Regions from separate parts of the Homo sapiens genome. Here region 2 is linked to region 1. A link is an interaction called in ENCODE POLR2A ChIA-PET data of the cell type or tissue named here. Cell type or tissue: PC-3. All regions are shown on one strand. Links, peaks and the distances in the headings refer to the core of each region. The heading gives the core; the rest is flanking DNA.

What was found. Peaks named below come from ENCODE experiments on the same cell type or tissue, not always from the same donor. Only the 100,000 strongest peaks of a DNase experiment are listed, where the experiment ranks them.
Region 2: POLR2A ChIA-PET joins it to region 1 with 7 read pairs; 4 of 35 experiments call an interaction of 5 or more read pairs at or near these places.

The regions. Positions count from the first base shown.
Region 1 is chr7:77,426,309-77,430,575 of GRCh38, reverse strand. No RefSeq gene overlaps it. Among named protein-coding and RNA genes, the nearest start is that of GSAP, 12 kb to the right of the region's middle. RefSeq lists enhancers at 2,708-3,404, 4,104-4,267. In PC-3, for the core only: no CTCF peak of the experiment used is centred there; a DNase peak (open chromatin) is centred at 2,345; H3K4me3 peaks cover 606 bases; H3K27ac peaks cover 2,514 bases.
Region 2 is chr7:77,612,787-77,617,317 of GRCh38, reverse strand. The region is part of intron 11 of PTPN12 (protein tyrosine phosphatase non-receptor type 12); the gene reads right to left. Among named protein-coding and RNA genes, the nearest start is that of PTPN12, 78 kb to the right of the region's middle. In PC-3, for the core only: no CTCF peak of the experiment used is centred there; no DNase peak of the experiment used is centred there.

The DNA.
Region 1 (4,267 bases), core at 268-4,267:
AGCAAAATTAAATTTGATTTTTATAGACTTGCCCTGCTGCCACCCATATTTACCAGTCCCATCACTTCCTCTCTTTAGGTGTCTGTGCGGAGTTTTGTTTCTTACATCACTAAAGAATACAAAAACAATACCTTCAGAGTTTCCCACAATACAGATTTTCATGCATCGAAGGAAAGCAGCACTGACAAGACAGGCAGATTGTATTAGAATTATTTAGGTCCTTAGCTTGATTCCCTTCCTGGCTGATTCAGTCCATTCCTTTGTGTCTGCCTGTCCATCTGTGAAGAGAAGATAATTACACCTGCTCCTCATTTACCTCAGAGGGATGTTACAGGCATTCATTTTGAAAGCCTATAAAGCTTTTTGAGCAAGGAGGAGTATAGTTGCAAGAATATATATTGTCGTTGCAGTGGTCCTTGCAAATCTTAATTCCAGTTATCGATATATTGATGAATACGCATTATTCAGTTTCATTAAATAAAAGCTGGCTCTGCCGGGCGCGGTGGCTCAGGCCTGTAATCCCAGCATTTTGGGAGGCCGAGGCAGGCAGATCACTTGAAGCCAGGAGTTTGAGATCAGCCTGGCCAACATGGCAAAACCCCATCTCTACTAAAAATACAAAAATTAGCCGGGCCTGGTGGGGTGCGCCCGTAATCCCAGCTACTGGGGAGACTGAGGCACAAGAATCATTTGAACCTCAGAGGCAGATGTTGCCGTGAGCTGAGATCCCGCCACTGCACTGCACTCCAGCCTGGGTGACAGAGCAAGACTGTTTTCAAAAACAAAACAAAACAAAACAAAAAAAGCTGGCTCTTCATGCTCTGTGAGGTTTTCCCAAAGTGTGTATGTCTAAGAGGAAGGAGGAGAGAGTTTGGTGAATGGAAAATGAGCCACAAATGTAGGTTTTAAGTAATCCATTTCCTTTTAACTCATTTGTGTTCAGCCTTGAAGCTAAAGGAGATGAGCTGAAGAAATGGCGTGAAGTAAGCAGCAATCCTAAACCCCACATTGCCCCAATATTTTTCTGACTCATGATCAAAATTGATCACTTGAGTTAGAAAAAAAATTTTCAGGTGAGAAATGTTTGCTTATGACCAAAAAAAGGTTTTTGTGTAAAGCCTGGCAAGTCACTTAGACTTCTTTAATTGATAAGTCTTCCTAAAGATTTAAAAGAAAATCAAGTCAATTTACATAATCCCTACAATGTCTACCGTTAATTATGTAAGAGGCGAGGCTGTCCCAGATATATAAGGTACGTCAGTTTCTTCCAAAATGTCGTTTTACCTATTATTAAGTTTTCATTGTCTCTCAAGGTGGAAAGCAACAGCTGTTTCCTGAAAATTGCTAAAATTGCATGAACAGTGTGGGAAGCAGGAAACATGCAACAAATACTTCTAAACTCAGAGATCCAGAATGAGATGGTTCCTATCTTCTTCAGTTCCGCAGCACTCATCCTTGACTTCCCATTGTGAAATGAACGACAAATGTTGGTTAAATGCCTACGATGTGCTGGGCTAGTGGTTCTCAAGTGTGGTTCAGCATCATCAACATCAGCATCACGTGGGAACTTGTTAGAGACGCAAATCAGAAGCTGTGGGGTGGAGCCTAGCAATCAGTGTTTTAATAAGCCCTCTATACAAGTGCCTCTTAGAATTGGCATTCCACAGGGTGATAGCAAGGTTGGGACGGGCGGGCCAGCCTGTGGGCAGTACGGGGAGTGGCTGATCACAAACAGCGCAAAGCTTATCCCACCAACTCGTTAGAGGGTGCTTCTCTTTCTGAGCCAGTTCAGGACTTGTATCTTGGAGGAGAAACTCCTCCTCTGGGATTCAGAGCTCATTCCAGATAAATGCTCAAATAGGAGATATTCTAACTTGTGGTTCATATTTTGTGCCAGCCATGAAAGCAAAGCTTCTCTCTATTGCTCTTGTAGCCCTCAATTTCGGAGCTTGAGCCTATCTCCAAGATGGAAAAACAAGGGACAGGAGGCCTAAAAAGGATTTGATCTCTATCATTACCATCTCTCATCTCACTTACCCTTCCCACTACTTTCCCCCATTTTCCTCTTGACCTCCCTGTGCCCAGAATGCTCACTCGAGAACTTGGGAGAGGTGAACAAGGGAGGGTGAGACGTGAGCTAGAGATGGCTGAGAGACAAGATGCTCCAGGGCAGTCCCCACATCCCCCGTTAACCTGCGTGCTTCCCATTCCAAGGGATGACATGCACCTTAGCTACCCTTAACTACACCCCAATCACTCCCTCTCCTCAGACAAAAAGCAATTCCAGGAAATAGAAGTTAGTTTTCACTTAAACAGGATGTGACTATGATGTATGTTTCAATTTCAGCTGGTGGTGACCTGGCTTCTAATAGGAACCCACATCCCCCAGTCCTTGGCGGAGAATGCCTGACAGTGTGGCCAGATTCCTGAGGTTTATGACCTTGTGACCCACAGAGCATTTCAGTCCTCTTCACTCAGCCTAGCAGGCAGATTTGGGGACTAATCATACTGGGAGTCACTATTTCCTGCAAGAAACCTTCCCTTAGGAAGCTTTGTAACATTTCTTTGCAATATCAAAGAGAGACTGAGAGACAGCAAGCTTTAATTTTCACCTGTGACTTAAAATTAATATGTAAATATAGGAAGGAGAAAGAGGAAACTGCGTGGATGGAATGACCTGAGACATCTGGGTCTTTATTCATTCCAATATTATTTTATGAGATTACTATTCAGCTACATACATGAAAGAGACTTCTGAATGGCAGACAGGGCAGAAGGCTTGACTTACCTAGATTGCATATAATCAGTATGTAAGGAGTTAGGATTTTTCTAACAGTAAAAGCAATCTTGACTAAGGCATTTGAAGCAAAAGTTAACACTACCTGAATCTTAGATCAAATAGAAGGGTTTACCCCAGAGAACTATCAAGCATTTTTTTCCAGAGATCTGTGGGGAAACCTACAATTTGATTTTTGAGGGTAAGTTGGGGAGTAGAGGAGAGTTTCTGAAAACTCTCCCTACTATTTCCTGTTTTATTTTTTGAGACGGAGTCTTGCTCTGTCACCAGGCTGGAGTGCAGTTGCACAATCTTGGCTCACTGTAACCTCCGTCTCCCGGGTTCAAGCAATTCTCCTGCCCCAGCCTCCCAAGTAGCTGGGACTACAGGCACGTGCCAAAACACCCAGCTAATTTTTGTATTTTTAGTAGAGACAGAGTTTCACCATGTTGGCCAGGATGGTCTCGATCTCTTGACCTTGTGAGCCACCTGTCTCAGCCTCCCAAAGCGCTGGGATTACAGGCGTGAGCCACCGCGCCCAGCCTATTTCTTCATCCTTAATTCTATTTTCCTGGTTCACTTTGTAGAATTTGCTACACAGGATGTCTTTCACTGTTAAAATTTTCATGTTTCCTTGGTTACTAGGTTGCAGTTTTCTCCTAAGCCCCTCTGTCTCTCTGCATATGAACTTGGTGACAGGGATTGGGAAGTGAATTTTTTTGATGATCTTATTGCTACTGTAGTTAAGAATCAGCACTGTTAAGCAAATGGGGCCTTGGGGATCATAGTTCAACTTCTTTTATTTTACAAATGAGAAAACCAAGTTCAGAAAAGTTAAGCAACTTGCCTAAGGTCACAGAGCCTGTTCATGCCAGGGCTGCCTCAAGAATCCAGGCCTGTTAACTCTGAGTCAAGTACTAAATACATGACTCCATTGCTGGCCTTTTTCTTTTCTTTTTTTTTAAATGCCTGAAATTCTTTACCCTCTTGAGACTCAGCTGAGCATTTGGCCAACCTGGTGTAAATATCAGGCTTTTTCTTAAGTGACAAAGTTTTGATACTATCAAAGAACACGGGAAACTACTATCTGCTCCCGGGGGTGGACACAGATTAGATGGACATTTGGAAAGCTGGAGGCCCTGAAGAGAAAGGTGACACATTACAGGGTTCAGTTTGCGATTAATACTAAGCATTCTGATGGCATGCTGCTTCCACGCAGGGGACAGAGATATCGCTTTCCCATGGACTCTAATTTGTCTCCATAGTCTCTCTTCTAGCAGATCCAGAGATGGATCTTGACTAAAAAGATAGACGTGCTGATTGTCTTCTTAAAGAAAAATTCTGTGGTGGAGGAGGTAGCCTCTTTTAAAATCTGGGAAAGATGTAGATTTTTGAGAATGAAGAGGGTTTAAATTAAACATAGTTCAAAAAATTAAACACAAGAGGGAAACTAATGGAATCCTTCATAAAATGTTTAAAATATTGCCTACG
Region 2 (4,531 bases), core at 241-4,240, 190 kb before region 1:
CCAAAATCGAGGCATTTGGTGCAGAAATATCTGGCTATAGGTAGGGTGACCATATAATTTATTGTCTAAATCAGGGCTCTTTTGAGAATGAAAAAGAAGCATTATTAATTATTAAACCTAGACAACTAGTGTGAACTGGTGTGCCTCACGCAAATCAGGACTTTTGGTCGCCAAAGTTTCAGATCCTCAGGTACCACCAGAATTTAGAGACTCTGCATCAAAAAGGTACCCCCTAGGCTGGGCGCAGTGGCTCACACCTGTAATCCCAGAACTTTGGGAGGCTGAGACTGGTGGATCACTTGAGGTCTAGAGTTCGAGACCAGCCTTGGCCAACATAGTGAAACCCTGTCTCTACTACAATACAAAAATTAGCCAGGCGTGGTGGTGCACGTCTGTAATTCCAGTTACTTGGGAGGCTGAGGCAGGAGAATCACTTGAACCTGAGAGGCAGAGGTTGCAGTAAGCTGAGATCGTGTCTCTGCACTCCAGTGTGGGCGACAGAGCAAGACTCCGTCTCAAAAAAAAACAAAAAAGTACCCCCAACATATTATTGATCATCTGCTTATTATTTCCATTAATGATATAACCATAATTCTGTAACACTTGATATTTTGTACCAAAATGTGCATTAAGTAGGTTAAATAAAAATTAAAGGCAAACCATATGAAACTCCTTTTGAACTGTTTCTAACATACAAAACAGCATTTTTCTTTTGTAGCACACATAAACTCATGTCATGTCAATGAAATATTTTGTTGCCAAGTGAGTGTAATATTGAATTCACAAAAACAAAACAAAACTATGTTTTCTTTGGATTTTGGAACTGCAGGTAAGGCAATGTGGACATCTAGTGAAATGCACTGAATAAAGTCAGCAAAGCAGAGGATACTAAAATGTAAGAAGGACATGGTATTATCTTTAACTTCAAAATGTAGTCTGGTAAAATCCCCAGAAAAAAAGTAGAAGGGTAATACTACAGCCCCAAAGTGGCATAATCAGTACTATGAAGCTATGAAATCAGAAAAAAAAGCTATAGTTGAGAATATTAAGAATATAATTGAGAAAAAGTAAGTTGACAATATTAAGGTAAAATGCAGAATGGCATTGAGGGATTGGTAAGATTTTGACAAAAAATGAATGAGGATTGGAAGAAGGAAAACAGGTGGAAGGGTAAAGAGAAGAGATAGTAAGGACATTTTAGGCAAACACTACATGTGAGAAAGTAAAGGTTTCATGAAGGATTCCTCATTCTGGGTGAGTAAGAGCAGGATGAAGCCATTAACAGGAAGAACCAAAAGAGAGCTTCTGGGAGAGATTAGCTTTCAGAACATACTGAGTTTCCTCTGATGAAAGGAATCAATGTGACAATGCAGAACTGCAATTCGATAAAGAGCCACTACCTAAACAGCATGTACAAAACCTCCTGGTCACTGGACTTCACAATGTTCTTGGATTTCCTAGTTAATGTCTCCTACACACCCACATCTTCTGACTCTCTTTTATTACCTATAATTTTTGAGTCCACATTTGTCATGTATACAACTTGCTGAAGCAATCACCAACTTTTGAAATGGAAAAGAATTTTAGGAATTAAATAATCTAATGCAGTGGCATGATCATACCTCTGCAGCCTTGAACTCCTGGGCTCAAACAATCCTTCCATCTCAGCCTCCCAAGTAGCTAGGACTACAGGCACGTGCTACCATACCCAGGTAATTAAAAAAAAATTGTTTTGTATAGATGGGGTCTCGCTTTGTCGCCCTGGCAGGTCTCAAACTCCTGGTCTCAAGCAATTCTCCTGCCCTGGCATCCCAAAGAGCTGGGATTATAGGCATGAAATGAGCCACGGCGCCTAGCCTGTGTTCTCTTGTTTTAAACAGAACTTTCTAAAGTTATCTTGCGTACTGTTATTTTCCATATAACAGCTTTATGAAATGCTACAAAAACATTAAGAAACAAATTATCTAATATTTAAGAATATTATCAGCTGCAGAAGAAAATAAATTATAAATCAGGGTGCTTTAAAAATAAAAAAATTATATTTTAGGAAAAAAAATCCAGAATTCATTATCACATCTAAAATGTACTATACAAACACAATAAAAGGACGATAATACAAACTGTTATTGCTATTACTTAATCATTCTAGAACTGAAATACTGGTGTTGACAGTACTTGTAACGGTGTCCTTTACACACAAGATAAAAAGGCACACTGCACAACTTAACAGATGTTTGCTTATTAAGGTACCTCTAAATCCTCAGTCAATATGATACAGGCTTACAGAATAAATTTTCTCTTTAGATCTCTCACTCCAGGAAGTCACTGTAGTTATAAATATCTCTAAAAAACACTATTCATTTTAAAGTCTTAAACAACCAACTAGTATATCAAACTAAAATTTCTACAGAAATAATACTGGAACACAGAACATTTAAACAAAACTTTTACCGATTAAATTGTCAGAAAAGTAGTAAGTGGGGACTTATTTTTACTTCTCACAGCATAGCTTCTAAATAGTTAATACACCTTTCAAGTCATTTCATTCAACCACACAGTTCTAAGATGATTTTTCTCAATTTTTCAGATTCCACATTTTCTTTAAGATTTATGGTCTGCAACCACAGACAGCCATCCTATAAAAAGAGTCACCTATATTTACAAGTTTACAGAAAACATGATTTCTTAAGAAGAAAATACTAAAAAGTTATCTGGAATGATAATCCATCTTTTCTTCTGTTTTTTTTTACTATTTATCCATTCATCTATGGAGAGATTTCTCTCAAACATTTAGTTTATGTCTACTATGTACCATGCAATGAGGTACGAAAGTAGGTTTGAAGTTAACTACTTATCTGCTATGGGTATTATTTCATCTCATCTCCTACAAAGTATGACTTTTTTATTATATTCCCGTAAAGCTCTGACCTATTAGACAGAAAGAGCCTATGATAGAATTATAATCCTAGTATAGATTTCAGGATATTAAAAAAGGATTGATTCAATGGAATAAAACCTTACAAAGATCAGACTTTGATCTAATTAGAAAAAGATGAAAAGGTGATGCGGTATTTATCACATATTTTCTGGAGATTATTTAAATATAGTTAAAAGTTTTAAAAAATACAACAATAGCTGGGCACAATGGCTCATGCCTGTAATCTCAGTGCTTTGGGAGGCTGAGGTGGGGGAGGACTGTTGGAGCCCAGGAGCTCAAGACCAACCTGGCAACATCTCTACAAAAAAAAATTTTTTTTTAATTAGCTAGGTGTGGTATATGTGCCTATAGTCTCAGCTACTTGGGAGGCTGAGGCAGGAGGAAAGCTTGAGTCCGGGAGGTTGAGGGCGCAGTGAGCCCTGATTGTTCCACTGCACTCTGGCCTGGGTGAAATAGCAAGACCTCGTCTCAAACAAAACAAAACAAAACCCAAACACTGAATATTGCAATAAAAGAACTTTAGCCTATAATTCCTGCACTTTGGGAGGCTGAGGCGGATGGATTGCTTGAGTCCAAGGATTTGAGACCAGGCTGGGCAACACAGTAAAACCTCATCTCTATAAAAAAAATAAACTCGGCAAGGTGATGTACCCGTGAGTCTGGGAGGCTAATCTTTTTTGTATTTTTGGTAGAGACGGGGTTTTGCCATGTTGCCCAGGCTGGTCTTCAACTCTTGGCCTCAGGTGATCCTGCCTGCTTCGGCCTCCCAAAGTGCTGGGATTCCAGGCATGAGCCACTGCATCCAGCCTAAAAACCTGTATTTCCAGATATAAAAACTTTAGCTTTGAAATTAATCTTGAATTCATGGAATAAAACAGAAATGCTTTTCAATTAAAGTTTAAAGATGCTGGGTGCAGTAGCTTATGCCTGTAATCCTGGCACTTTGGGAGGCTGAGGTGGGTGGATCACTTGAGGTCAGGAGTTTAAGACCAGCCTGGCCAACATGGTGAAACCCTGTCTCTACTAAAAATACAAAAATTAGCTGAGCATGGTGGTGGGCGCCTGTAATCTCAGCTACTTGGGAGGCTGAGGCAGGAAAATCACATGAACCCGGGAGGCAGAGGTTGCAGTGAGCCGAGACTGTGCTACTGCACTCCATTCTGGGCAACAGAGCGAGACTCCATCTCAAAAAAAAAAAAAAAAAAAAAAAAACCCAAAAATTAAAGAAAACTGTTTATAGCCTACTCAGCTTTTCGAAATATTAAATATCTCAACTTAGATTAAATTATACAAAATAATACAAATGTTTGGCCGGGTGCAGTGGCTCACACCTATAATCCTAGCACTTTGGGAGGCTGAGGCAGGGGGATCGCCTGAGGTCAGGAGTTTGAGACTAGCCTGGCCAACATGCAAAACCCCATCTCTACTAAAAATACAAAAATTAGCTGGATGTGGTGATACATGCCTGTAATCCCAGCTATTCAGGAGGCTGAGGCAGGAGAATCGCTTGAACCCGGGAGGCAGAGGTTGCGCCACTGCACTCCAGCCTAAGTGACAGAGTGAGACTTCGTCATCAAAAAAAAAACCAAAAAC